Regions from separate parts of the Homo sapiens genome. Here region 2 is linked to region 1. Evidence: chromatin loops called from intact Hi-C (ENCODE). Cell type or tissue: chondrocyte. All regions are shown on one strand. Each heading gives the region's core, and the rest is flanking DNA. Links, peaks and the distances in the headings are about the cores only.

Region 1 (15,629 bases), core at 2,967-10,966:
TTGCACCATTTTACAGCACATATTTGGCCACCTAACGTGGTTTGCTTTAACTCTCCCTGTGAGTGGCAATCATCAGGCATACGCAGGTGATCGTGGCTGACAGCCCCAGAAGACTGCAGAGCTGCGAGAAGAAGCCCACTGCACAGCCAATTTCCACGGCTATCCAGTTGGCCCTGGAGGATGCAAAGCCCTTCTCTTGGGAGGAAAATTTCCATTCATTCCCAGTCTCTTCAGGTGCGGATTCTCTTACCAAGTCTCAAGAGCCGGAGTGGGTGGGGATCCAGGGCTGAGCAAGACAGACATGTGCTGTGTTCTCTGGGAATTATTGTGAATAATCTCAGATGGTGAAAAGTTCCATGAAGAAAGTAAAAAACAGTACTGGAATAGGCCCAGAAAAGGTCACCAGCAACTCTAGTGGAGTGGCTGCTACTGCCAGGTAGAGCCAGTAAGTGCTTCCAAGGCAGACCCAGAGGGATGGAGGCGTGGGAAAGATGAGGAGCCTGGGCATTGCAAGGCAGGCAGGGACTGGAGGAGCCACCATAGCCCAGATGGAGGCCGGGAAGAGGCCTGCAGGGGCACGCACCCTCACGCCTGCAGAGCAGGACGGACAGCCTGCTGACCGGGGAGAGGGGAGAGAGACCTTGGGCAGTGTGGGGAATTAAGAACTGTGAAACGTGTACTTCATAGTTTTTTTGGGGGGTAAACTCATTATGCTGCTCATAAGAGGGCAAGATTTTATCATTCACTTTATGCATATAGATAACTTTTATAGATCATTCTTAGAACCACTCATGTTTTATCTGTATGATCTCAGGAACTACCTAGAGACCTCAATCAAATATACACTGGTTTACACTGTGTCCTTCCGACAAGAATCCTCTTCCACCTCCAGACCTGAATAAACGCTGCCTCTTTCGCCCTTCCCGGTACTTTACCCTGCGGGACTGGAGCCAGCAGCCCCTCCCTGGGGAGCACTTCCCACCCCCTCAACTGGGCGGGTGCTTAGGGGGTGTGTTCTGTGCTTCTCCACAACGCACTTTTGTGTTTCTTGCATGGTCTCCTCTGTTAGAAAGCAATGACTTCATCGACCTTGTCCATGTTATACACAAAATTCCTGCAGCACAGTAGGCATGTAACAACACAGACTTCATGCGTGAACACAAATTATGATGTCCAGGTATCTTCAACAGCAAAGGGTATTCACCTGGGGAGAAATATGGAGTCTATGTGTTGTTGTGAAGGGCAGATGGAGAACGAGTGCATAAACAGCACAGTAAAACCCAGGCCTATTAGAACATGGAACCACAGTCATCACTGGAATCTGCAGTCACAGCGGAAGCCCCATCACGGGGGCTCAGAGGTGAAGCGGGAAGAAGCTCGGCTGAAAGGAAAGCTCGGTGGAGGTGAGCCACTGACGTTTCACACTGAGAAATACGGCAGGTGGGCAGTGCCATTGACACTTTACACTGAGAAATATGGCAGGTGGGCAGTTCTGAGGCGAGTGCAAGCTTCCCCATCCACAGTGAAGCTCAGGTCTTCCACAGCAACTCCTGGTTGCCTTCCCGGTCTTCTGGACTCTGAGCACTCCACGACCTCACTTGTCAGCTTGTAAACTGTTGCAGGAATCTTGTGCTTCACAATCTGGAAGGGCATGGTAATAGTTATCATATGTGACTTCAAATTATTTTTATCTTGGGAAAGGAAAACTTTGACCAAGAAATCATTACATATTTATTTTAACATTTCTTGAATAGAAACACATTTTCTTTGTTTGATTTTGCCCTTCAGCTAGTATTTTGGAAGAGTTGAAAGAAAAAGACTTTGGAAAATATAAAAGGGAGCAGGATTTTTTTTTAATATGTTGGAAATATTTAAACTTTCAACTCTCTTGGAATTTTATCAGAAATATCATCCTGAGGCTTCAAATCTATTGTTAATTTGATGAGTCCAAGCTTTTTCTATAATGAATTATGCTTATATTCTCTAGGAATTCCTGCGTGTGCTTCCGTAAATTGTAGAAGCAAATTTTACCCTGAGTTCTTTCAGAAAAATAGCAGTAGAGGAGACAGGCCCCAAGGAAGAGTGTGTCCTTATTTAAGGCAAGTTTTCTAGTCTGTTTTATTTATTTACCATCACATCTCACGTAGGCATCATTAGGATCTCCTCTGTTTTATGAAGGTGAAACTGAAGCTTAGAAATATCAATTAATAACTGAGAGTGGGAGCCTCAGGCCTTGTGAGCTGTGTGAAAAGGGAAGTGGATACTGGGAGTGAAATCAATCAGCGCCAATCCAGCCTAAGATGAGATGAGTACCCTGAGCTGAGTGTGGGAGGAGTCCCATCTCTAAAACTAGTGAACTGTGGTGTGTGGAACCGGGATGAAACCATATGAGACACACAGTTGGAAGACTTCCAAACTCTACACACAAACAAGCCAATATTTGCATTGATAGCATAGCCACAAGTGCCTACTAAAACAAAGTCCAGTTCCTACCAGAGTGAACCAGAAGATCCGACCTCCCCTCCCTACCAAGGATGTCTGTCAGCAGCTCACATCTGATCTTGACCCCACAGCTTGAAAACTTCCAGTGCTCCCTGTATCTCTTAACATACAGCATGGAATGCTCAGGGTAGCACATGAAGGCCTTTCCCTCTGACTGCTCATCTTTCCAGCTCCTCCTCCTCCTGCTAATCTTTCCCCTCTCACCTTCCCTGCATCCTCACTGAGTTCCCGAGTTTATTTTAAAACCTGTGTCAGTCTTACGACTCATAAATATCTCTCCTGTATACCATGATTATAACCTCATTGATTTGTTTATTTCCATTTATTTCTCTAAACCAAAACCTTCTTCAATTTTGAATTCATGCCACAGGGATGTCCTGTTTCCAGCTCTGGGGGGTATAGGGTGGCATGGAGTTGTGGGTGATGTGGGAGGAGAGTGAACAGAGAAGACAAATTTATGCTACATCTCTTGTATGAATGGATTAGTCCAGTTTCATGCTGCTATGAAGAAATACCTGAGACTGGGTAATTTATAGTGAAAAGAGGTTTAATTGACTCAGTTCTGCATGGCTGGAGAGGTCTCAAGAAACTTACAATCATGGCAGAAGGGACCTTTTCACAGGGCTTTAGGAGAGAGAATGAGTGCAGGCAGGGGAAATGCCAGATGCTTATAAAACCATCATATCTGGTGAGACTCACTCATTATCAAGAGATCAGCATGGGGGAAACTGCCCCTATGATTCAATTACCTCCATCTGGTCCCACCCTTGACAAGTGAGTTATCATTGACAAGTATATTATTGACAATATTATTATTAACAAGTATTATAATTCAAGGTGAGTTTTGGGTGGGGACACAGCCAAACCATATTCTTCCACCGATGGCTCCTCCCAAATCACATGTCTTTTCACATTTCAAAACCAGTCATGCCTTCCCAACAGTCCTCCAAAGTCTTAACTCATTTCAACATTAACTCAAAAGTCCACAGTCCAAAGTCTCATCTGAGACAAGGCAAGTTCCTTCCACTTTTGAGCCAGTAAAATCAAAAGCAAGGTAGTTATTTTCTAGATAGAATGGGGGTACAGGCATTGGGTAAATACACTCATTCCAAATGGAAGGAATTGGCCCAAACCAAGGGGCTACAGGCCCCATGCAAGTCTGAAATCCAGTGGGGGAGTCATTAAATCTTAAAGCTACAAAATGATCTCCTTTGACTCCATGTCTTACATCTGGGGCATGCTGATGCAAGAGGTGGGCTCCCATGGCCTTGGGCCACTCCTTAACGGGTTGGCATTGAGTGCCTGTGGTTTTCCAGGCACATGGTACAAGCTGTTTGTGGATCTACCATTCGTGGGTCTGGAGGATGGTGGCCCTCTTCTCACAGCTCTACTAAGCAGTGCCCCAGTGGGGACTCTGTGTGGGGCTCCAACCCCACACTTCCTTTCCACTTTGCCCTGGCAGAGGTTTTTCATTAGGGCTCCAACCCTGCACCAAACTTATGCCTGGACATCCAGGCATTTCCATACTTCCTCTGAAATCTAGGTGGAGGTCCCCAAACCTTAATTCTTGACTTGTGTGTACCCACAGACTCAACACCACGTGGAGGCTGCCAAGGCTTGGAGCTTGTACCCTCTGAAGCAATGGCTTGAGGTGTACCTCAGCCCCTTTGAGCCATGGCTGGAATGCAGTGCACCAAGTCCTGAGACTGCACAAAGCAGCAAGGCCCTGGGCCTGGCATATGACACCATTTTTTCCTCCTAGGCCTCTGGGCCTGTGATGGGAAGAGCTGCTGTGAAAGTCTCTGACATGCCCTGGAGACATTTTCCCCATTGTCTTGGTGATTAACATTTGGCTTCTCATTACTTATGTAAATTTCTGCAGCTGGCTTGGATTTCTCCTCAGAAAATGGGTTTTATTTTTCTATAACATTGTTAGGCTACACATTTTCTGAACGTTTATGCTCTGCTTCCCTTTTAAACATAAATCCCAATCCAAACCATATCTTTGTGAATGCATAAAACTGAATGCTTTTAAGAGCACCCAAATGACCTCTTGAACACTTTGCTGCTTAGAAACTTCTTCCACCAGATACCCTAAATTATCTCTCTCAAGTTCAAAGTTCCACAGATCTCTAGGGCAAAGTCAAAATGCCACCAATCTCTTTGCTAAAGCATAGTAGCAGTCACCTTTATTCCAGTTCCCAACAAGTTCCTCATCTCCATCTGAGACCACCTCAGCCTGCATTTCATTGTCCATATCACTATCAGCATTTTGGTCAAAGCCATTTAACAAGTCTCTATGAAATTTCAAATTTCCCCACATCTTTCTGTCTTCTTCTGAGCCCTCCACACTGTTCCAACCTCTGCCTGTTACCCAGTTCCAAAGTTGCTTCCACATTTTTGGATATCTTTATAGCAGCACCCCACTCTCTGCACTACCAATTTACTGCATTAGTCCATTCTCACCCTGCTATGAAGAAATACCCTATACTGGGTAATTTATGAAGAAAAGAGGTTTAATTGACTCATAGTTCTGCATGGCTGAGGAGGCCTCAGGAAACTTACAATCATGGCAGAAGTCACCTCTCCACAGGGCAGCAGGAGAGAGAATGAGCATAAGCAGGAGAAATGCCAGATGCTTATAAAACCATCAGATCTCATGAGACTCACTCATTATCAAGAGACCAGCATGGGGGAAACTGCCCCCATGCTTCAGTTATCTCCACCTGGTCCTGCCCTTGACAAGTTAGGATTATTACAATTCAAGGTGGGAGTTGGGTAGGGACACAGAACCAAACCATATCAATTAATGATAATGAAAATATAGTGTTTAATATTTCATTATACATATCTTAAATGCTTCTTGTTGAAAATGAAAAATGTGGAAATATACGGAAAATAAACTACAAATAACTGCACTTCTACCCTGTAAAAGCAAATATACACACGGGGTCAAGGAGAGCTTTCCCATATAATAGGCAAAATGGGAAAAGAATAAGGCCTTGAGTTGTTTGCCAGCTCAGTGTAATTCAAAGGAGTTCTGTGGCCACCCCTAAATTAAATGCTACTCTGAGGAGACAAACTGGCTTCATTCTGTGCCTTATCTGACCACATTCTGTGAGCTGAGCACTGAGTTAGACACTAGAGACCTAAAGGTAAGTTGCTGTGCTCCACTATTTTTCATGTCTTCATTATTGTATTAAGTAATCGATGACTTATAAAATGTATTGACAAACTGAAGCACGTTTTAAGAAAGCTCATCCATATATGATGAAGACTCTTGAATTAGTCCTCTAAGCAGATTTGGTGGAAATAGGGATGTGAAGCTTCCAAGAGGAAGGATTGAAGGGGTCAGTGTGATGGACACCCAGATATGAAAAGCATGGAACATGGGAGAGAGGGTGTTTCATTCTGGGTTGTTTCAGAGGGGCTGGCCTGTCCTGGCATTTGGAAGCTTAAGAAAAGCAACGTTCAGCTCAGTGAGGTTGACTGCTGGCCTATCACCCTCACAGGTCACAGGTCACAGGGGAGGAGGCCAGGAGCTCCTACCCCACCATGGATACCGCAAAATCTCAACAGCAACTGACCAAAAGGATGAAGTGTGTGCTTGGTCAACTGGACTAGATTATTTTTTAAGAATTATTCAGGGACCTGATTCTTGCTTATCTTAAATATCTTTGCAATTGATAGTGGATTATTTGGAAAAAAGTGTAGTGGTATAAACATTCTTAAAACTGTTATAAATTATTCCTGTGTATGTATCTTTGCCTGATACTCTGCCAAATTATCATCATTTGCTCATTATCTGACATAACCTAATTCTAAGGGTTATCCTATTCTAGACCCGTTTTGCATGTTTGTGTCTTGACACTGCACAGCCTACATCTCATCACTTGGATTCAGGGCAAAAGAGATTTGTTTTACCTTGGTCAAGGCTAAGTCTGAGGACATGCCTGGTCTCCTGCCATTGACTCATCTTCAAATTTATTGTTTTATTTAAATGATAATTAGTTTTATGATAGGCAGATTAGATTTGTGTATAGTGTTATAACTCCTAACAGTTCCACTCCTTAAATGAGCAATGTCAAGAATTTATTTTTGTTGCAAGACTTAAAATTACTCTAGGAAATAATTTTAATGCTGAGGGTATGCACATTTCGTATCTTATTTGCTATACACAATTTTCAGAAGGCTGCAATGCTGAGAAAATTAAATGTCAAAGAACAGCTATTCTTGAAAAAAAAAAAACTCATTTCTTTCTGTTGATTCATTAAAGACAAAATATAAAAATTTCCCATAACACTTTCAGGAGCAAAATTACTATTTATCTTTTTAAACGGATTTTTAACAAATTATTTGAGGGCCTGGAATTTACAGTAGATTTAAATGAATGTCCTCTCTGTTGTCACTCTTTTATATAGAAATGAGCCCCTGACTTGTGGAATCGGAGAAGGAGAGTAAATGTTTATGTCTGAACAGCAATTCCACCAAAAATACTGGGTTGGAAAAATATGGAATGCCAACATTCCAGTGGGAATTCCTGCTCCACATTCATTGGGAAAGATGTGGAGGCTCATTTACATTCTTTATGTTTTCCCAACTCCCATAAGCTTTCTTTCCTTTGTTTGTTTTTGTACTTAAGGAAAGGTTACTTTTTCTGAGGTATTGCGGGGGGTGGGAGCGGGTAGAGGAGTGAAAGAGGGGAGTTTGGGAGTGATTTGAAAACCTACCAACAAGCATTGGTTTTGCAGTTGTTCCCTGTCTTTTCTTTGCTGTCAGCAATCAGAGACAGCTGGTATTTTTCCTTTCCATCTCTCCCTGCCCAGTGTGCATTCCTCCATCCCAGCTTCTTTCACTCCTGCTGCTCACAAGCCAACATGGAAAGCCTCTTACAAATCCTGCAAGGCACTGAATGGAAACTGTTTTCCCTCTTTGTAGTTTCTTGGAGCTACACACTTTGTTTCAGTGTGTTTAAAAGTAACTTACAGGCCAGGTGTGGTGGCTCACGCCTGTAATCTCAGCACTTTGGGAGGCCGAGGCAGATGGATCACTTGAGGTCAGGAGTTCGAGACCAGCCTGGCCGACACAGTGAAACCCCACCTCTACTAAAAATACAAAAAGCTAGCCGGGCATGATGGCAGGCACCTATAATTCCAGCTACTTGGGAGGCTGGGGCAGGAGCATTGCTTGAACCTGGGAGGCGGAGGTTGCAGTGAGCCGAGATCGCGCCACTGCACTCCAGCCTGAGTGACAGAGCAAGACTCTGTCTCAAAAAAAAAAAAAAGTAACTTACATATTGTTGACACATAAGCAGACTTTAGTGACTCATTTTAAAATGGGTTCTCTGTTTCTAATTCTTTAGGTTTTAAGATATGCGGCCGGGCACGGTGGCTCACACCTATAATCCTAGCACTTTGGGAGGCCGAGGCAGGAGGATTGCCTGAGTTCAGGAGTTCGAGACCAGCCTGGGCAACACAGTGAAACCCTGTATCTACTAAAATACAAAAAAAAAAAAAAAAAAAAAATTAGCCAGGCATGGCAGCATGCACCTATAGTCCCAGCTACTCGGAGGCTGAGTCAGGAGAATTGCTTGAATCCAGGAGGCGGACGTTGCAGTGACCTGAGATGGCACCACTGCACTCTGGCCCAGGTGACAGAGTAAGACTTTGTCTCGAAAAAAAAAAATGCATTTCTCATCTCAACTGGTAGTGTTTCATTATGGTAAGCAGGTACTAGTGTTACTGGAAAGGGGTCCCAATCCATACTCCAAGAGAGGGTTCTTGGATCTCGTGCAAGAAAGAATTTGAGGTGAGTCCATACAGCAAAGTGAAAGCAAGTTTATGAGGAAAGGAAAGGAATAAAAGAGTAGCTACTCCATACACAGAGCAGCCCTGAGGGCGGCTGGTTACCCATTTTTATGGTTATTTCTTGATTATATGCTAAACAAGGGGTGAATTATTCATGCCTCCTCTTTTCAGACATATAGGGTAACTTCCTGGTGTTGCCATGGTACTTGTAAACTGTCATGGTGCTGGTGGGAGTGTAGCCGTGAGGACGACCAGAGTCACTCACGTCACCATCTTGGTTTTGGTGGGTTTTAGCCAGCTTCTTTACTGCAACCTGTTTTACCAGCAAGGTCTTTATGACCTGTGTCTTGTACCAACTTCGTATCTTATCCTGTGACTCAGAACGCCTTAACCGTCTGGGAATGCAGCCCAGCAGGTCTCAGCCTTGTTTCACTCAGGCGTATTCAAGATGGAGTTGCTCTGGTTCAAACAGCTCTGACACTAGTGTACCCTGAGCTATCTGGAAAACTCCGAAATTATGTTGATAGTACCTTCTAATAAAGTAGTCGTTTTCATACACACCATGATTTCAGTACGAAGTGTGTATTTAAACACATTTGTAAATTGTCTGATGTAGTTATCGTTATAGAGCTCATAATTTTCAGCCTTTCTTATAGAACTGACAAATACTAGAACATAGTCATTCCGTAGCTATAGCTGTAGATTTGCAAATGTTAACAACGTTTAAAAATGATTAGGGACATCATTCAAATTGAAACATTCAGAGATATCTATGAAAATGGTCAAAAAACCTGCTCATGAGCAAATGTTGTGTGGCTCTCACTACGGTCCCTGGCTCCCGGCACAGCTTTGAGGAGAGGCAGTCTCACAAGAGAAGGTGCTTAGGAGAGGCATATGGCTCACACATTACTGCAGGCCACTGTAAAGCATATTTAGAGAAAGAAATTAAGTGGACTTCTTGTACTAAAGGACTTGAGAATTTGGGGAAATACATAATTGGCAAGATGGAGTCTGGCACTCCGGAGCTCAAGTCTTTGTGTTCATTTCCTGTTTGTAGAGTAATGTCTTCCTGTGCGTATGAAATGGTGCTGGATTCCAATATTGATTGTTAGCTGAAAAACGTTTCCTGAATCGTGTGCCCTGTGCTATCCTAAGTCAAGTGCAGACAGGGAGATTCATTAGTATATTGCTGAGTGTAAAATACATTTGCACGTTTTGTTTGCTGGGAGCTTAAGTGAATTTTTTATTTAACTATTTCTACTGGTTATAAAAGTCATCATTTGTGAAACCCAGTTCAGGGTATGAATTCAGTGAAAAAGCTAACAGTGCTGTCATTTTGGAGTCAGGGGTGTTGGTGTTTGGGAAGGAGAGTATATATCAAGGCTCTTCTCTAAATATCTTTAAATGTCTGTCTCCCAGGAACATTGCATCAGCTGACCACCTGTGGTTGGGTGGAGCCATGTGCCTAGGTCTGGCCAGCGATGTGTATCATTTCTAGTCGGAGCATTTAATCGCAGGAGTGAAATTGTCAAGAACTCTCTTTCTGCCAACATGGTGGGTAGCAAAATTCAAAACGATGGCTTCCCTGTTGACCAGGTATTTTTGCTTCCCTGATGAGCACAGCCCCCTGCTGACCTGAAATACACTGTGTAGACTGAGTGAAAAATAACCTTTCATAGTTTGAACGTAGTATGTTTTGTGGGAATTGTTACTTAACACATAGTAACCTTAGTCCATGCTGCCAATACAAAAATCGGTTCCTAGATGTGGGCTGCTGCCTGAAAGTATCAGGCACTAGATTAGGATACAGGCAGTGAGCAGTGAGAAAGCTGTTGGGGAAACCAGCCCCACATCACCCGGCGGGTACCCCGAGTCCAGCGGAGACAAAGGAGTTAGAAAGAGACAGAATAAGAGTCTAAAAGGCGGGTCCAGGGGACCGGAGCTGGAGGCTTGCTGACGGCCCCGAGCTCTCGGCCTCCACCCAATTTATTGGTTTACAAGCTCTTTGTTCTTAGGGCAGATGGGAGGGGTAGGAAGGGATGAGGAAAAGGATTAATCGGTGAAGAAGAACTCGTGAGTCCTTCAATAAGATGTACAGCAGTGGCGGTTTCTGTGAATTTCCTTGAGCAAAGGCGTGTGTCTAAACTACTTAAGATCTTTAACCTATCGGGACTGAAATGGCGGGGAGCGGGTTTCAGGAGAAGCCAAGATGTTTGATTATACTCCACAGCTTCAAGGGAGGGTTATGTCCCCGAGCAACCTGTGGCATGCTGCTGAGCTGTTCCGCCCTCGGGCATAAAGACATGAAGGCAACAAGGAGACTTTTCTCCTCAGAGGCCGCCCATGGCTCCCCATGGGTGTCTCACACAGGGGCGACCAACTCATCTGGCATCCCAGAAACTCTTTCCCACAAAAGCTGGTATTGGAAATGCGGAGGTAGCAGCCCCGTTACATGGTGGTGAGGCATTTGGCAACACCAGCACCAGTGACGAAATGAAAGGAAGATGATGTACCTTGTAATAGTCACTCTAGGAGAGGCTGCAGGAGACAGGCTGTCTGTAGCATGCTTTGGTTACCTATTAGCTGTATTTGACACGGTCCAACAAAACAAACAAAAAGGTAAAATGAGACAAGTGATCAGTTTGCGCGGGGAAATCCAGAGATCTCAGGAGTGTGCAGACCCTGGGACTTGCAGGGTTGGAAGAGTCAACTGCTTCTCATGCTCAAATTATAACAGTTAAATAAAGAAAAAAAGCAGGAAAAAGACAACAAACAAGAGGGCCTTGGAGAGAGAGAGCCTAATTAAAACCAACCCTGATGCAAAGAACAAATCCAGACCCAGTCGCCACTCCTGGTGTGAAAACTTCTGAATGAATTATGAAGCTTCAGAGCTAAGGCACAGCCCAGGTTTCAGTTCCAGTGAGGCCTGTATGTTGCACAAAAATGGTCTTTGAAAAGGGAGACGGGGGTGTGGCTCTCCCACTGAAGCCTGAGGCCTAACACAGAGAAAGAGTTGCTGGAGAAGAACACACAGAAATATACCAAATCTAAGAGGTGTGTCTGCAAAAGGAGTGTGGATGTGGCAGTTGGTACATGGATCTGTCTAGAATCAAATAAATGAGAGATTTACGAAGTTTTTAAGAGAAATACACACCCCAAAACAACACAGCAAGATAAAAACATGTGCCTGGATTTTAATCTCTGACTTATTTTATCTGAACGTGTCCTTGCACTGCCAGACTTTTCTAGGGAAGGAGCTCACCGTGGGCTGTGTGGGCCCAGGGGAGGCTCATCCCAGGTCACACTTCAGAGGTGACCATGGAGGATGGGGAAGAAGGCCCTGCCGGGCAGCCCAGGGACAGCAAGAGCCCACCCTGGCAGGAAAGGGCTTCCTAGGGAGGAGGGCCAGGGCCTTATCAAGAATCGTGTGCCTCAGGCTATGAGGGTTCCCACGGAACACTGCCTACTGTACCTCTTGGGTCTTCCTGTCTCTCTGTTCCACCACTGTGTGGGGCTGCAGAGAGGCTCTGGCCCCTGTGTCCGGCTCACAGACTCTGTTGGCATCAGATTGAGGGACTGGCACATACTGTCCTTAGCTGCTGCCTCCCTCAGAGATGCTGGGCCATGGTCATGGCTGATGTTTCTCCAAGTGTTCCTGGGTCTTGGCCTTCCAGGCACAGGTAGGATAGGAGTTACCAGCTTCCTTCAGCTTGGGTGGACACCAGGACCGCATCAGGCAGCTGGGTGGTGATGAGCAGCATTGACCTGGGGTGCATTGTGGACTCCAGCACAGAACAGCCAAGGTCTGAGCCCTGTGTCCTCAGAGGTGCTGAGCAGAGGCCCCCAGAAACTGAGCGTGAGGGAGACAGGAGCAGAGGCTGTGAAGGCAGAGGCAAGGGCACCTGCTGTCACCAGGCACAGTCTCCCCTGTCTTGAAATGTAGGTGTGGAGTGGGGGACAGGGTTACAGATTTTGTTTTGCTTCTGCATTGATAAAGTTAGCAGATAATCATTGGTTCCATGGTTCCAGGCTTTCATAAATGTGAGGGCTGTGTTCTCCCGATGTTACACAAGCTTCCGGATTCCACGTGATGATGATTGTACTTTTATGTATTCACTGCACAGATTTGCTTCGTGTTCACATAGATTAAAGAATCTTCACAAACACTCAGGGGCAGGATTGGACCCACTGGTCAGGAGGAAGAAACTCAAGTACCTTCCACTGCCAGGTTTGCAGTAAGAGCTGCAGCTGCCCAGCAAGGCTGTTGGGATCTTGATGACACAGCGGTCAGTGCCCTGTAGGGAGCCCGGTTCAGGGCTGCTGCTTCTTGTTTTCCAAGAGAGACTCAAAATTCAGATTATTTCATGAGAAATACTTTGACTTTTAAAATAAACGAATGAGTGACTAAACGAATGGATGAGTGGGCGCCAAGTTGTGCTCTGTCTCTGGGCTCCCAGAAGGGATGAGATGGAGAAACCTTTAAACTGAGTGAAGAAAATAAAGTCTGGCTTCAGGGATTTTGTGTCTTATTTTTGGTTGGTTGGTTTGGTTGGTGGATCTTGGCTAGGTGGGAATTTTTAATATATGTAAGGATTATGAAAAATGACACTCAAATTATACCAATTTCCCAATATAATTTAAGGTATTTTTTTCCTTCAGTATTTAAAGAGTTTGTTGACTTGCATTACCCACATTTTCCAGATACATGACTTAGTTTTTAAATTAACTTTAAAAGGCATTAATGCCACTACAAAAACATGAATGTTTGATCAACTTCCTCCTGATTTTACTCATCACTACAAGGTGAGAATTTTATGATGGCATTAAATATTCTTCGAATTTGTGATTTTTAACTGTAGCAAGACGTTATTGCACGTGTGTGTCAGTTTCTGTGTGTGTTGGAATGTGTCAGTCATTCTTTTAATAATTATATTGTTTTATTGAACGCGTGTGTCAGTTTCTATGTGTGTTGGAATGTGTCAATCGTTCTTTTGATGATTATGTTGTTTTATTACATGTGCGTGTGAGTTTCTGTGTGGGTTGGAATGTGTCAATCATTCTTTTGATAATTATGTTATATTGCATGTGTGTTAGTGTCTGTGTGTGTTAGAATGTGTCAATCATTCTTTTTTTGATGATTATGTTGTTATATTGCATGTGTGTGAGTTTCTGTGTGTGTTGGAATGTGTCAATCATTCTTTTGATGATTATGTTGTTTTATTGCATGTGTGTGGAGAGTTTCTGTGTGGGTTGGAATGTGTCAATCATTCTTTTGATAATTATGTTGTTATATTGCGTGTGTGTTAGTGTCTGCGTGTGTTAGAATGTGTCAATCATTCTTTTTTTGATGATTATGTTGTTTCAGTTTGCTAAGGCTACCAAAACAAAGTACCACAAACTTTGTGGCTTAAAATTAAAATGTATTGTCTCACAGGTCTAGAGCTTGCAGTTCAAGATCAAGGTGTCAGCAGGGCTCTTTCTGAGGACCACGAGGGGATCTGCCCCAGGCCCCTGCTTGAGTCTCAGGGTTTGCCGGTAATCTTTGGTGTCCATGGCTGTTAGAAACATCACCCCCATCTCTCCTTCAATTGCATGTGGCATTCTCCCCAACCATCTCTGTGTCCAAATTTCCCTTTTTCATAAGGACATTAGTCATGCTAGATTAGAGCCCCTCTAATGACTTTGTGTTGATTTGATTACCTCTATAAAAACCCTAACTGTAATATACGTCCTAAGGCAGTGGGGATTAGCACTTTAACATATGAATTTCTGGGGAACACAATTCAACCGTTGACATAGGGCAATTAAAATATCTTTAGTGTTACACATAGCATTGTAATAAACACCATTTACATAAATTTTTGATGAATTTTTAAATTATTTCCTTATTATAGATTTTTAAAAGTAGGAATATTAGGCCAAATTACATGACTACATAAAGGTTCATGGTATGTAAATAGCCTTTCAAGAAGGATCTGTTAATGTTCACTTCCAGCCCCATTTAGTGTTGGATTTGGGTGATTTGATGTGTATCATCCAATGGTCGTCTATAGAGTCTTATTATTATTTTATTGTGTGTTTATTTGGCTTCTAGAGAGGTTGCAATATATCACATGATTCTATGGCTTCAGAGAAGGAATTTATATTCATTCTGATGTTCTATAAGATGGGAATGCCTTAATTTGGCTTTGTTCTTATTAATAGAGCTAGTAACAAGGCTCTGTTGAGTCTCTATCTTCTGATAACTAAAATAAGAACATTTTAGTCACCAGTCGGTAATTGGGAAATACTTTCGACTGGAAAAACAGTCATATCCCCGTTATTCAGTCCATTTTAAAACATTGTAGTATATCACTACCTTTTACATTTCACAAATATATTCATACGTAGGTATGTATATATGTACATATTTATATGATTGCATACATATATGAGTATATGCATATACATTGTCTTTATCTAGAGACTTCTTATTCTGAAGTAAGTTTAGACTCATAGAAGTGTTAGAAGTGTTGTGAAGGTAGCCCAGAGAGTTCCTGTGTACTGTTTATCCTGCTTCCCCTAATGCTAAAATCACAAATAATCATGGTACAAACATCAAACTAAAAAATTAACATTGGTACCATACTATTAACTAAAGCACAAGCTCAACTCTTAATTTCTCAGTTTTCCACAACTGCCCCTTTTCTGCCCCAGGATCCAATACAGAATCTCATATTGAGGGAAGCTATGCGTCATCAGTCTCCAGCTGTGATGATGCCTCAGCCTTCTTTGTCTCCCATGAACTTGAAATTTTGAAGCAGCTCTGGTCAGTCTTTTCTAAAGTGTCCTATGAATGTTAGTTGGTCAGATTGTATAATAGGGTCATTTATATCGTCTCTATCCATGCTGATGTTTTGTCTTTCTGTTCCATCAATAACTCAGAGACAAGTACTGGCTTGTGTAACTGCAATTGCAAAACCGACCTGTGAAGTTCTATTAGTTTTTAAGTCTCACATATTTTAAAGGGGTATCGCTAGGTGCCTGCATATTTAGGGTAGTTTTATCTTCTTGAAAAATTGGTTGCTTCATTATTATGCAACATTCCTCTTTGTCCCAGGTAGGTTCCTTTTTCTGAAGTCTACCTTGATATTAATATAGCTGCTCCAACTCTCTTTTAGTTAGTGTTTGTGTGGTGTATCTTTCTGCAGCTTTTCACTTTAACTTATTTATGCCTTTATACTTAAAGTGAATTTCTTACAGAAAGACTGCAGTTGAGTCTTTTGCTGTTTGATCCAATCTGGAAGTCTTTGTCTTTTAACAGACATGTTTAGAGTATTC
Region 2 (15,629 bases), core at 2,870-10,869, 120 kb after region 1:
ATTGGGATTAAAAAAAATATTAAAGAAACAAGAGTCTCCACCTCTATCAAACATGTGTGACTTGAGTCAGAAAAGAGGAATTTTTATAAAGGACAAAGTTAGGAACATCATACTATCATTTTGAGGTTCACCAATGATTTGTATTTATCATTTAAGAAAATAATGCCATTTATCTTACTTTCATCCAAAACATGCAAAATAAATTATGCCATATATTCTGCATTGAACACATTTCTTGATTCAATTCAGTAGGCATAGTACTAATTTCCATTTTCTTAAAATTAGAAAAAAATAGATAGTTTCATCTGATCAGGCTTGGATATTCCTAAAGGGGATGAGTGGTATCTCTATATCCCTTCCATCACTAGTCTTTATACCTCCATTCTCCAACTTTCACCATTTGATTATGGCAGCCAATATTACAGAGTATGTATTACATGGCCAGTTCTTGTCTTATGAACAAAACAGATAATGAAAGTTGCCCATGAAAAAGTTGTACTTTATCAATTATCTTTAATTAATCATGGGCAGGGAAAATATTCAGAAGAGGCTGAGAGATGAGCAGGGTAGGGCCAATGTCCATGGCAGCCTTGTTCAAATTTAGGTCCTGTTCTTATAAATTGAATGCCAATTAGGAATGTTTAAGGAATGCCATTTGTTCCAGAGACTTAGTGACACCTCAAGAAAAATCTGGTCATTTTCCTAAATGCTCAGTGCAATGATCTAAATTCCTGTAAAATGTTTCACTAGACTGTGTCCTGAAAAGGCTCTTGAATATTCTAACATATTACAACACTAGATAGGCTTTGACGTTCCTTTAGGAGTGGAAAAAATTATAATACTCATTTTCTGGTTAAGCAAAAAGAAAACAAAATTTATTTATGGGAGTGAATTGAAGATAAAATTGTTAAGCAAAATGGAACCATATACATATACATATACATATAAGTGTGTGTGTGTGTGTGTATGGAGAGAGAAAAAGGGAGGAAATGTTTGTATTTGTACATATATGTGTGTGTGTGTTTGTGTGTGTGTGTATGGAGAAAAAAGGGAGGAAATGTTTGTGTTTGTATATACATATGTGTGTGTATATATGTGTATGTGTTTGTGTATATATGCGTATGTGTTTGTGTGTGTGTATGGAGAGAGAAAGGGAGGAAATGTTTGTGTTTGTATATGTGTGTGTGTGTACTTATATGTGTTGTATATATGTATGTGTGTGTGCGTGCATATGGAGAAAGAGAGAGAAAGGGAGGAAATGTTTGTGTCTATGTCCCCTTCAAAATCCATATGTTGGTTGAGGTCCAAATCCTCAGTACCCCAGTGTGATAATATTTGGAGGTAGGGCCTTTGGGAGGTGATTAGGGTTAGATGGGATCATGAAAGTGGAGCCTCCCTCATGGGATTAGTACCTTTACGAGGGGATAAAGAGATCAGAGCTCCTCTCTCTCTCTCTCTCTGTCTGCTATGTGAGGCTAGAGCAAAAGGCAGCTGTCTGCAAACCTGAAAGAGGGCACTCACCAGAACCGTATCATGTTGGTGCCCTGATCTCAGACCTCCAGCCTTCAGAAGTGTGAGAAATAAATTTCTATTGTATAAGCCAACAGTCTATGGCATTTTTTGTTACTGCAGCCCAAATTGATTAAAACAGAAATTGGTATCAGATGAGAGTTCTGCTGTAACAAATATCTAAAAATGTGGAAGCAGCTTTGGAACTGGGTAATGGGTGGAGGCTGGAAAAGTTTTAAGGCCCATGCTAGAAAAAGCTGATGCGGCTCTGAAGGGATTGCTAAAGGCAATTCTGGTGAGAGCTAAGGAAGAAAAGAAGGCTGCAGATAAAACGTCCCTCTTCTTAGAGATAAAATGTAATCATGTGTAGGATGTTGATAGAAATATTGTTAATAAACAATCTTCTGATGAGTTCTCAGGAAGAAAATGAAGAACACGTTATAAAGGGGATCTTTGTTACAAAGTGGCAAAGAAATTTGCTGGGTTGTGTTCATGTTCTAATGTTTTGTGGAAGGTAGAACTTCTGAGTGTTGGAATTGGATATTTAGCTGAGTGGATTTCTAAGAAAAGGATTGAAGGAGTGGCTTAGTTCCTCCTGACTGATTACAGTAAAATGCAAGAAGACAGAAATAAAGATTGAATTGTTAACCAAAAGGAACCAGATTTTGAAGATTTGGAAATTCTAAACCTGTACATATTACAAAAATAAAAAAGCATGTCAGGAAGAGAGCACTCGAGGTGGGGCAAGCTGAGTATTTGACACGAGATTAGTGTGGATATGAGCCCTGGACCTAGTCAACCACACTACCAGGACAATTGCCAGTTTTTAGCTGAAGGGGACAGAAATGGAACAGAATGCAGGAAGACTGCTGAACTTGCAATCACAGAATAGGGCTATAGAGCGGTTTAGCTGCCAATGTGCACTGTACGTCAAGCAAAGGAAAGAATGACCCAAATAGTAATTCAGAGATGACCAGGGCTGCCTCTTCAGTTTTAAAAGAGGGGGGATATTACCTGGGTCTTAAGAAACAAAATAGCCTACACCCAATGCTGTGGAGATTAGGTCACCTGCAGCCTAGGGTCAGGGCCACCACACATCGGAGTCCTGGGGGCATGGCCCCTGCCCAGCAGAGCTGTGCAGACAAGTGTGCTGCCCCAGTGGACCAAAAGTTGGGCCTCTACTTCACCAGGTCCTGCTTGGTACCCATCACTCCATTTTTGTCTCCTGTTTGTCCCTTTTGGAAGGGCAGTATCCATGCTATGTCTGTTCCACCATTGTGTTTTGTAAGCACGTAGCTTATTTGGTTTCACATGTTCATAGTTGGAAAGAAATTTCGCCTAGGATAAATTCTACCTCATGTCTCACCTAAATCTGACTTAGAGGTTATGTAGTTGAAGCTTTGGACTTTGGAATTTAGAGTTTCTGATACAACAAGTTCAGATTTTTAAAGCAGTTGAGATGAAATGAATATATTTTGCATGTGAGAAGATGTAAAATTTGGAGGGACAGGGAGAAATGCTATAAACTGAAGGACTGTGTCGCCCTAGAATACAGATGTTGAAGCTCTAATCCCCAATGTACTGGCATTTGGAAATGCAGCCTTTAGGAGGTAATTAGGTTTAGATGAGGGCATAAGACTGGAGCCAAGCCCCCATGATGGGATCAGTGCATTTGGAAGGCAATGAAGAGATCAGAGCTCTCTCTCTTTCTCTCTACTGTGTAAGGTTACAGAAAAAGGCACCCCTTTGCAAGCCAGAAAGAAGGCCCTCGACAGAACCTGACCATACTGGTGCCCTAATCTTGGATTTCTGGCCTCTAGAATTGTGGAAAATAAATTCATGTTTTTGTTATAGCAGCCCAAACTGGCAAAGATTGTGCATGCGTGTGTGTGTGTGTGTGTGTGTGTGTGTGTGTGTGTGTGTGTTGGGTATGTCTCCCTAACCCAATCTAGTCTCTCTCAATTTGTGTTTATATAGATACATCTCCATGATCTGTCGAAATCACAAGGGCTGACCCAGTTAATGGCACTAAAGGCTCTTCATGACCTGGTTCCTCCCAAACCCTTGAATGCCAGCTGCACCACTTATTGCCGTGCTGGGCTCCACTGATCCAATCTGCTGTTGACCTTAACATCCGATGCTCGGTGCTTTCATCACTCTGTCTCCACTGTCTGTAATATATCACCTCTTTCAAAACCTTGATAACTTCCTGTCACACTCTATTTTCCTATAACGCATGCTCATTACAGACTCATCAGTGAAGGTATATTACAGCCCATGATAACTTCCTATCACACTCTATTTTTCTATAACGCATGCTCATTACAGACTCATGGGTGGAGGTGTATTATAGCCCACCTGAGCAGGTCATTAAAGCCGCATATTTAAACAGTGAACAGCAGACCTCTTTGCTCCTAGAAGTAAACTTTTCATATTTCCCTTTTCAACTTGGAATATATATGATAATCAGGTACAGGGATTCTTTGCCTTTTAGCTTCCTCCAATATCCTTTCCCTCTATCTTTAAAATTTCTATTTTTCTCTTACGCAGTGCATTTTAACTATCTCTTAATCTAATACAGGTTCCAAATGATACTTAGGAAGCCTCATAGTCATAACAAAATGCATCAGTGATAGAATGATTTTTAAAATATCAGTTATTTTCTTAGATATATTCACAAGTCACTTCCCTTTTTTTTTAAGACATGGGAAAATATACTATTTTATCTCCCAGGATGATAGAATTTACTAAACTACCTAGTGACGATTACAGATAAAGCTAACTGATCACATAATTCTTATTTCAAAGATTCGTGTAAGAAAGGCCTTATCAAACCAGCGAATTAAAAAGTGTGCAGTATTACTTCAGAAATGGTAACCTTGACATGAAAACTGGATGTGTTCATAGATCATACATTTTACAAAAATAAAACAAAAAAATTAAATGACATCAAAAAACAAAACATTTAAAAACAGAAAGAAAGCCAAAGGGGCCCAAGGAAGAAACAAAAACAAAACAGGACTCAGTGGAAGATACTCAATAGAAGATAACAGTCTCATCTTTTATTCTCATTTTTGGAAGAAACTTTGGGAGGTGGGTTTGATTTCTCTCTTTGCCACTTGAGCCACTTGCAGAGCCATTAAAACTATGGTCTAGTCTAAGGATAATCAGTTCTCAATGAACTTTTGCAAATATTTTATATGTAAAGCATATAGTCATTTTTTCAGGGTTGAAGTTTGGGAATATTTCTGAGTATGTCTGCATAGAATATTTGTTTTTAATTTTAATGATAATTACAATAAACTAACCAAAAAGGATTATTTCTATTTAATTTAAAGTTGTGTGTATAGAAGTGTGTCCATGTGTGTGAAGAGAGAAAGAGATACCATTAAGATGTTTTAAAAACTACACAGCAGTCTGTGAGCTTCTATCAGTCTTGTGCAGCACTTAGCTTCTTCAAAAATGCCAAAGATGAGGTAGAAAATCCACCCCTATGTCCATTCCATTCTAAGCATAATAGGTATTCTAAACTTCTGCCATCATTCTTTAAGGCAACATTCAGTGGGAATACCTGTATGTTGTCATTCTTTAAGCATTTGGTAGCACATTAGTTATGCTAGCTTGTAAGTTATAGTAACTTTCGTCATTTTAGTTCTAATCAAGTAAAAAGGTCAGTAAGTATTTAAAAATAACTTTTCAAATAGAGATAATTACCCCATCGTAAGCGTCCATATTTAGAGAAACAACCTCAATTCCACAATATGTGAGGAAAGCCTACTATGAATGAAGCCCCAGGCATTTTTAATACAAAAATGATTTGACAATACAAAAACATATTGCTCTGGACTAAAGGACTATATTTTGTGTCACTGAGTAGTTTCCTCGCCAACCATCAAACTTCAACTTAATTTATGTAGTAATAATATCTACATAATATCAGTATTTACATAAACTTTTAATCATTTGTATGAAGATACATACATGACCAGGCATGATTCACAGACACGCATGTGCCGATGCATGAGTCACCAACACGCGTGTGCCGATGCCTGAGTCACCAACACATGTGTGCTGATCTATCTGCATTCTGTCACCCAGTGTCTCCTCAGTGAAGTCAGCCAAGTGAGTAGAAAGGGGAATGTCACGTGTGACTGGAGAACAGGGTGAAACTAATTGGTCCCACGTGATGAAACCGCAACCTCAGCTTTATCACCATGGTGACCTAACAAACGGAGTTACAGCCACAGCTGCTTTGGTAAATACTGACACACTCATGCTCATCGATAGTTATTTAGAGTCTATTTTAATAGAAAGCAACACTCTCTGTTATTACCTGCCAACCTCACAGAGTCTAAAGCTACTAACATTGTACAGACAATTCAAAACGTATTAAATTTTGCTCAGTATTCTGAGTAGTAAACATAAAACAAGATGAATAGAACCATCGCCTATATTCATAGTCAGTTTTATTATATACAATTTTTAATGTTAGTATATGCTCTTACGTTGTGCATTGATATTTGAAAACAATACATACTTGTAATGTTTGATTGTGGAAATAATAAAAAACATTAAAAGAAGAATGAATATACAATAACTATCCTTATCTATGAGAATATTCATGAATGGTGAAAAGAGAAAGGCATTGTTGAACTGATTTAGACAAGAGAAACACTTTGTAGATTATTAGAGAGCCTTGGAAGTTCCAGGGGACAAAACACGGGTCTCTCAATCATGGAAGCAGCAGAAGAGGCCTTTTAAAGAATATTAGACTCTCCAAGGTCAAGGTAAGTTCAGCCAGGCTATTAGCAATGGTGGACATGGTGGGATGGATTAGAATCTGGAAGATTACCAAATGAAACAATAATTTGTTTATGCTGAATATTATCCATGGCACAAAATCAACTTTATGGAAAAAGGAAAAAAGAAAAAGTCAGTGAAATAGAAACTGAAAAACAGAATTTGCACAGTCTTGCTTATTCTCATGGTGTGTGGAATTGAGGGCCTGATACAGCTGAACCTGGCCTCTTTCTGGATCAAACACTCTATGATGAAAATATAATAGACCGGTCCTTCCACTGGGGCCACAGTGGGGAAGTGGAAGGCTTGAGGCTGTCCTCAGTGCAAGCGAGCTCATTCTTATAAAAGTAACAGCATAGCACTGGTTCAACATGACTTTTGGTAAAACCTGATGATAACTTCCTCATTTTACTCCACAGACACAGAAAAGAGCTCACATTCTCTGGAAATCAGATAAACACAAAACAAAACATTAGAGTATTCCAATTCCCTTCTATATACAATGTTTTATACACCATTAAAAATTCAGAGGTGTGCAAAGTGACATGGGGCTCATGAACAAGAGGAAAAAAAAAGGACACTAACAGAATGTTCTTCTGGTTCCAGAATTCGAGCTAGCAAACAGAACTTTGAAGATAATTATTATAAAGATATTCAAGTATTTTTAGGGGGAAAAGGAAAGAACAAGTGAACAGATGAAGAATGAGAACAGAGAAAAGCAAGTTAGAAAAAGGAACCAAATGGAAATTCTAGATCACAAAGTTATAACATCTGAACTCCAAAAAATACATTGGATAGGCCGGACCACAGAATGGAGAATGCTGAAGAAAGATGATTAAATTTGAAAGTCTATCTGTAGAAACTATGTAAATTAAAGCTTAGAAAATAAAGATGAATAAAAACTGAGCTGTGTGCCAGTGTCAAGAGGCCCAACAGGCATGTAATCAGGTCGTCAGGAGAGAGTAGGGAAGAGAAAACCATCTGAAGAAAGAAAAGTGGAAATGTCACAAATCTGATGAAAAGCAACGGACAGGTACAAGACACTGAAGCCCCAAGGGGATAGATGCAAAAAAATCCACACCTATGCACATCATAAACTGTGAATACACTATCTTTCCTCCACTTTCTCCTCCACCTGGGTAAAAGTTATTCTAAATGTTGCATAAATCATTCCTGCTTTTTAAATAACTTTGCTGTATATATGATTTCTGGGTAATTCATTATTCAGTTGGTTTTTGACTAACAAATAAATGTAGATATACTATACACATTCTTCTGGAACTTGTTTTTTACTCATTTGGTTTTTGAGAAACATCTGAGATAAGTACACCTATAGTTCACTAACTTTCCTTCACATTTAATGTTCCATTTTATGACTGCCCCTTTTAACCATGTCATTTGTGATAGTTCCACATTTCTGCTCTTGCTGACATTGCTTTGCACATTTTTGTGTTTCTGGCAACAAGAACAATAATTCTTCTCAGGCAGCATTTTTCAAATTAAGAGTTTGATCCATTAGTGGATCATTAAATACATTTAATAGGTGGTGAAAATATTATTTAATTCAATAAATAAAATTCAGTGGAAGAGAAGGGAAGGGAAGACAGCAGAGAAAAGAGGAGAGGGGAGGAAAAAGAAAACAATAAAAATCAGATTGCATTGCACAAAGTAAGCAAAATTAATGTTTTGTGAAACTTTTATATAACTGTGTTTTGTCTTATGATATTAAATGTTTTCTGTTTTTTATCATTAAAAAAAGGTTGAAAGCTGTGAGTTGAATTTATATACTTTGGAGTGGGATTTCTAGCTTTCAGTAATGCCAATTTAGTTAAATAAACTAATTTGGTTAGATAATGCAAGTGACTTTGCTATGTAATGGTATCAATTTACACCCATAAGAGGTGTGTCTCAGAGCTTGCTTTGTCTAGGTTCTCAACAACTATCTTGTAGTTACAATAATAAAGCACTCTAATAATAACAATAACTATTTTTTACTAACTTCCAGAAATTTTCATGAGTGAGTTCACCTCTTTGGGTCTGTTTCTTCATCTGCAATAAGTAAAGTCTGCAATATGAGAATTTCTAAAGTCCCCGTGTAAAGTGTTTTGATTACAGAACACTTGTAAAAGAATCATATTGTCATTCTCAGGAAACAGCAGATGTGACTACTGGAGAGAAGGGCTATTGTGGTTTCATTGTTGTAACCATCACATAGTAGTCATTCAATTTGCCTGGATTAAATGAATGATTATGTGCTTTCCACTTGGTAAATATTTAACATATAAACATAGTCCTTTCCCTGGCAGTGGGAAAGGTGCCAGCTGAGCTTATCATTATCCTTGATCTGATTCAGTAACAAAGGTTTGTAAAACTTGCCAGTTATACATATGTTGGGTACTTACTGAATGCAGCATAATTCACTAAAATAAGCAACTAGTAGTTTCTTGTGACCATTGAACAATTCAAGTGACTTGAAAAATACCGATTTTCCACCAACTGCCAGATTGCTTAGGATTTCACCATGAAGATTTGGCTTGAATACAGATGAGTGGATAAATCTAGAAACACATTTATGAATGGAAAACAGAAGGATTATGATTGTGAAGCGAGGAGAAGGCTCATCACCTTGCTCCAGTGCCTGGCTAGGCTGTGTTACGCGTGCTGTCCACGATGCAACTGGAGCGGGCAGTGCCTCTCTCCCAAGCATCCTCACCCCCAGAGCTCTGTGTTCCGCAATGATGGGCCCTCTCTTTGTTCTCCACCTTCAAAGTGATTCACTCAGCTATATCCTAAAAGTACAAAGTCACCCAGCTCTGTCTAAAAATGCTTGAGGCTTGAACCGCCTGTTGGAATGCTCACTTTATTTGTGAGAGATCACGTTTATTGAGCATTCTCCTGTGCCATTATAAACCAACCAAGGAATCAAGAAACCATCCGTGAGTGAGGGTCAGAGCCTTGTCAGGAGCCGTTTCTGGAAGATGTGAGGGTGGCAACGTTGCATTTGCCAATGATAGTTTCTGTTCAGATGGCAACTTTGCCTCAGTATAATCCCAAATGACATGTCCAATTTCCCTTTCTCAACTCTTGAGTTTTTCCAGGGAGAAAATGTGGTTTTGCCCTTCTTTTAGAAAATTGATGTTTCTGTGCTTTTGCTTTGCTAGTGCATCTGAAAACATATGGACACTTCTGGCTAAAAAAAGAAAAGAAAGTCTTTTCTGATTCATTTGGCTGAAACATGAATTTTCCAAATTCAGTAAAAAACCCTTTTATGAGACACTTTCATCTACCATAGATTCCATTAGACCACGGAGCAGATCTTCTCCCGGGACACACAGTCATGCTGTCATCACAATTCCCAGTGTTCCGGAATGCTAGACACTTCCTGACCTTTACGTCTGATACATTCTTTGAGAGAACTTCTCCACCGACCCCGTCACCTGGATTGGATCACCGACCTCTCCCAAGAGGGGCCTGGCTTCCTCCTCGCTGGGGAAACGGTAGGGAGCTCCCCTAGGTAAAGCCTCTAGGGAGAGTGGCCAGGAGCCGGGTCAGGAAAGGCTCTGGTGCCCAAAGGGCTGCCCGCAGAGGCTGAGGTCCCTGCAAGTGCACAGGGAGGAGAGGTGAGATCAGATTCCAGCCGAGTCAGGCTTCCATGTCAGACTGCGTGTGTTTATGCAGAGGTGCAACTCAGGAATTACTGAGGAGAAAGTACAGGGCCAATTTAACCTCCTCTGAGAGACCTCTAACCCTGCTCATCACCACTCCTCGCTAAAAAGGGCCCTCTCCAGGGAAGAACCCAGAGGGAGAGCGGGAATTCTCCTCCCCTTGGAGGAAGAGTGCTTCCTCTACCCTTAATGTATCAACTGACAACAATTCAAACAGAAGGAAACTAGGATGTGACAAATAAAGGAAGCCTTTTCATGCTCTATGTCCACTGGCGTCGGGCAAGCCCCGGTGGAAGTCCAAGGAAAAGAGTCTAAGACCCAAACAGATGGTTTGCGCCAAAGTTCTGAAGTGTATCAGACGTGAATAAAGGTATGTTAATTCTAAAAGGAACTAAAATAGAAACATGATGTGGTTTAGACTCAGGTATTAAAAAATGAGCCATCTCAGAAGTGGAGACCAACTGAATATCTTCCTGTATAACTTCTTCTATAACTCTTCCATGCCTCTATGTTTGGTTGACTTTCACCAGTTTTCCCAGTCTCCAATGAACCTGATTCTATAGGCAGTTACTCTGTGTTCTTTTTGATGGGATTCTAAGAAGTGAAGAACAGCATAGGAACCAATTTGCTGTGTAAAATCAGAGAGAGCTCGACTCACTGTGGGTCAGAAACAAAGGGAGACTCTCCATTGAAAACAGGCTCCCTGAAAGCAGACATCAGCTATAAACTGGTTAGGAATTTATTATGAATTTCCTTTGCATTCTGAAGCAGAAGGCTTAAAATTAGGCTCTAAGTCGGAACCCACAGTACCATTTCCCACAGTATGACAAGTTTATATGGGCAACACATATACTTTAGAGTAATTTGATCGTCCCAGGCACTATCTGGAGTGCTTTACACATGTAGCTGCTTAGTCGTGGCCCCTCATGGCCTGGCCCTCTGGGTTGGAATGATGAGTTGCCAGAGGGTGAAGTCACTTTTGGATCATCACGAACACTGAGAGTCGAAAGACAATGCCAGAGGGTGACGTCACTTCCGGTTCATCACGAACACATGGAGAGTCGGAAGATGACCCTGGGCTTGTCTTCACATTTTCCGTGTTGTCACTTGCCGGTCCTTTGGAAGCCGACCCTAGATGTACACTGTCTTGCCGGGACCTTTCTCTTCTCTTCCCCTGTGACCACGCAGGTCTTCGATTCCCTGCCCCCTGCCCGAGGACCTGCCTCCTCCCTGCCCGAGGACCAAGCTTCAGAAGAACTGCACATGGGAGGAAATACCAACCGCTTAACTTCTTCAGAGACAACCTCTAACCCGGCTCACCACCACGCTAGCTAAAAAAGGGCCCTCTCCCAGGGAAGATCCCGGAGGAAGAGTGGGAATTCACCCTCCCCTTGGGGGAGGAGTGCTTTCTCTACCCTTAATTTATGAACTGAGAAAAATCCTAACAAGCCTACTATGAAATAAAGATGCCCTTAACCCATTTATGCCTAGTGTTCCATTATTGGAACGCTAAGCTTGTGGGAGTTATTTATATCCTACTGCTCAAAACCATTGCCAAGGTCTGATTTTTCACACAAAAAAATTTGCAACCTTCGGTATAAATGGGTTAATTCCAAAGCCTAAAGCAACCTAAGACATCTCAGTCCACAGTGAGCCCAGCCTCCAGCTGCAGGTGTTGGCTTCCACACAGCGCAGGACCAAGCAGTTTTGTGCTGAGTCCATCTCTGTGGCCACCGGCCACCCGGTGCTGGGGCTGGTCCCCAGCTCATCTGCACAGGGTTGGTGGAAGGGGCCAGAGGCAGCCTGGGCTCTGAATTCCACCCAGACCTGGGGAATAGGCCTGGTAGGGGAGTGAATGCCAGGGCCGCTGGTGGCCTTGGCTCTTCTGCACGGCAGCAACTGTGGTGGCCTGAGAATAAGGAGTTACCATAAGGACGTAGAGGTAGATCACCAGAGCCGCATCCACACCCAGAGATAGACTCACACATCTGTGGTGTGTTCATTTCAACAAAGGTGCAGAGAAAATTCCATGGAGGAAAAACAATAGCCTATCAACAAATGGTGTTAGAACGATTGGATATCTCACGCAAAAAATTAACTTTTATCTGTATCTCATGTTATGTAAAAATGGAACCAAAATAGATTATAAACATAATGTAGAATATAAAAGAAATTATGGTAAAAATCATAGGAAAAAAATCTGTGCGACCTTAGTTAGGCAAAGATATTTTAAATTTGACAGCAAAAGTACAATCCATAAAAGAAAAGAAACTGATAAATTGGACATACTCAAAGTGAAGCACATATGCTAGTCAGAAGACACTACTGTTAAGAGAATAAAAAATATAAGCCACAGATCTGGAGAAAACATTTGCAAACCATATATCTGAAAAAAATGGCTTGTACTTCACATCTAAAAAGACTCAAAAGTCAATAATAGGAAAGAAGAGACAATTTAAAATGGGCAAAATAGTTAAAAAGACAGATCAGCCAAGAAGATATATGGATGAAAATTAAACACATTAAATACATCCGATGTCAATAACCCTGCTCCCTACCGGTTAGACAGCTGATGTCAGAAAGGCCGACCCCATCGCGCGTGCGCGAGCACAAGTGGGCAGGAACAGGAAATGCCACGAGGACGCTGAATCAAACCTGCCTACGTGAAGGGCTGAAGACGCGACATTTCCTGACAGAGGTTGCTATGTCTAGCAGCATGAGCCTCTCCATGAAGGCATGAGGGGAGAAGACCTCTTCTCTACCTTGTCCCAGGTCTTCCAGGATTGGTGTCTCCTTTGAGAAGCAGGACTGCTTTTATAAGTAAGAAAAATATTGGTTCTTCATTTTCAAAATAACGTCTCAGCTACGTGTCCAAGTGTGTCACATTGCAACAACTGCCCAGCTGTGGGGCTGGTCTTGGGGAGCAGAGGGGACTGAGGGGCCTGCCTCATTACGAGCTGCACAGGAGGGCTGAGCTTGCATTAGCAGCTTCTCCCTCCAGTGCAGGAGAACGCATTAAGATTTACGGTTCATCTGAAAGTAGCTTAGAAAGAAACCATATGCTCTTATCATCTCTTGCAGAAGTTGCAGACAAGTTATTTAAAAATCTCGTTTTCTTAAACTGTCTTTATTGCAAAGAAAAGAGCCTCTGGGATCCACTTCAAGTAGTCATTGTGGAGGGTACAGCAAGCCAGCCCTGGGCTAAGCATTTACCCCACTAATTCACCACCACAGCAAGGTGGAGATCCTTGAGTTTTTGCCTGTGTTTCACAAATGAGGAATCCGAGGAGCAGAGACCTGAAGTGACCTGTCCAGGACACAAGAGTGAACCCGGGGACAAAGCCAACCCGCTCTGCTGGGGCTAGTGCCTTTCCACACTCCTCTGTTTCTATATTTAAACCGAGTGAAAGGAGACATGGAAAATACATTAGCCCATTTGGAGGTGAATTTGATACACTCTCATTTGTCATAGAGGGTAGAAAAAGATGGAAAAGAGAAACGGGCTGGTGGGGAGGAGGGAAGAGCAGAGACCAGGGCCTCAGCCCAACCTCCATCCGCTTCCCACTTTCTCTCCCTGTCCCTTTCCTGGAGGCCTTGCTTGCTCCTCACAAAGCTGTCATTCTTATGCCTTGCATGAATTTGGGTATTTTAACTTGTCTATTAAAAATATAAATCTGGCCCCATATATATGCTTAATTAATATTATCATGTATCCCCTTCAAAATACTCTGTGGCCAAAGTTTGTGCCCTTTTATGCAGGATCGGGAATGGATTCCCTAATAAATGTCTTGCATTTTTCCCATCACAAAATGTAGTTAAATTAGCGTCTCTTCATCCTAATTTTATTTCTCCATTTGGACAAAGCATCTTCACTTCCAACAGCTGAGCTTTTCAAAGATATTTATTTCTGTGTAGAATTAAAAAAAATTGAATATTACCATTTCTGAAAATAAGTAACTCAAAACTTTCCTTTAAAATTATTGCAAAAGTTTCATAAATTCAGTTAGATATATGCTTAGGGAAAATACAGAGTTTGAAGGAATTTTTAAAAGACCACATATTCTATAATTCTGTTTATATGAAAGTTTTAGAACAGGCAAACCCATGGAGACATCGAGTAGATTGGTGGTGGCCAGGGACTGGTGGAGGGAGGTGGCAGGCAAGAGAATGGCTGCTGACGGGTATGGGGTTCCTTTCAGAGTAAAAATGTTCTAAAATTACCTTGTGGTTGTGGTTGCACAGCACTGAGACTATACTAACTGGCATGTACGGTTTATTAATTATATTTCAACAAAGCTATTAAAATATTCAGTTTCCAAAAATATATCAGTGCATGTAATTGCAATATGTTTAGATCTACCGGAATTTAATGAAATCTAGTAAGTAATGTCTAGTTAATACACTTCCATGGGGATTTGCATTTTATATGTGTTTAAGTTACTCTTCTGAATTTTTTTTTTTCCAGTTCTTATCAATGCTTCACAAGGTTGGAATTCCAGCTGTTAAACTTACTATAGGCCAGGTGCAGTGGCTCACGCCTGTAATACCAGCACTTTGGGAGGCCAAGGCGGTCAGATCACTTGAGGCCAGGAGTTTGAGACAAGCTTGAGCAACATGGCAAAACCCTATCTACACTAAAAATACGAAAAAATAATTAGCTAGGTGTGCTGGCATGTGCTTGTAGTCCCAGCTACTTGGGAGGCTGAGGCAGGAGAACCACTTGAACCCAGGAAGTAGAGGCTGTAGTGAGCTGAGATCACGCCAGTGCACTCCAGCCTGGGCAACAGGAATGAAACCCTGTTTGAAGAAAACAAAACAAACAAAATCCAAAAAACTTACTATGTAGCCTTGGGCAAAGTGACTTTTCAAAGCCTTGTATTCTTTATTCTCAAATAATACAACCAGCACCTCCCCCATTACACACATACACCGGTGTACACACACACACAGACACACACAACCAGCACATAATTCTTTTTTGCAAAGACTTCTTAGAAAGATAAAAAAGAGATAAGTACTAGTTTTTCATACATATGTATGCTATGAGAACCAGTCAATAAAATAAAACAACAAATAATATACATTGTAGCTTCTTAAGAATCTTCAGCTTTTAAAGTCCCAAGTCTTTCCAGGGCTCCCAGAGCCCCAGTGACTCCTCACCAACAGAGATGGGATCCCGGAAGAGCCGGGATCATGATTGGAGGGAGAAAGATACGGAGACCCCAGTCTGTGCCAGAAGAATTTCCTGAATTAACGTTTTTATCAGGATGAAGTGTGGATTATCAAGTTTGTTAGAATAAATGGTAGGTTTCGGTGATTCTTTTAAGATGAAAATTGATTAGGATTGGGTAAAGCCTGTGGTGTGATCTTGTAAGGTTTGTGGACAGAAGACAAGAGTTTCGAAGTGAGCCTTCACAAGAACATTGCTACTTGGTAAATGAACTTTTTGCTCAGATTAGCAACATGTTGTCCTGATAGAGAGAAGTTTGCACAGATAAACAAACTGTCTTGATAAACTGAGTTATAGGAATGCCTTGAAACAAATATTAGAGTTTCATGCAAAATGTCACTTCATGTTTGAGTAAAATTACACAGAAAACCAACGTATATGTCACAAGACACTGATACCAAGAGTCTGGCTATCGCACAGAGACA

The links. Hi-C counts contacts between places; a loop is a spot of excess contacts. Peaks named below come from ENCODE experiments on the same cell type or tissue, not always from the same donor. Only the 100,000 strongest peaks of a DNase experiment are listed, where the experiment ranks them.
Region 2: a loop joins it to region 1, with 2.4 times the contacts of the local background. A loop is called at or near these places in 4 of 110 quality-filtered maps.

What each region holds. Positions count from the first base shown.
Region 1 is chr6:169,079,319-169,094,947 of GRCh38, reverse strand. LOC124901469 (a long non-coding RNA gene) reads right to left here. Exons shown (of 2, transcript XR_007059888.1): 2 at 1-1,641. Among named protein-coding and RNA genes, the nearest start is that of LINC01615, 76 kb to the left of the region's middle. In chondrocyte, for the core only: no CTCF peak of the experiment used is centred there; no DNase peak of the experiment used is centred there.
Region 2 is chr6:168,958,435-168,974,063 of GRCh38, reverse strand. It overlaps LOC105378146 (a long non-coding RNA gene), which reads left to right and starts at 9,682. Exons shown (of 4, transcript NR_136250.1): 1 at 9,682-9,806. LOC105378145 (a long non-coding RNA gene) reads right to left here and starts at 9,688. Exons shown (of 4, transcript XR_943300.3): 1 at 9,597-9,688; 2 at 8,712-8,867. RefSeq lists an enhancer at 10,300-11,499. In chondrocyte, for the core only: no CTCF peak of the experiment used is centred there; no DNase peak of the experiment used is centred there.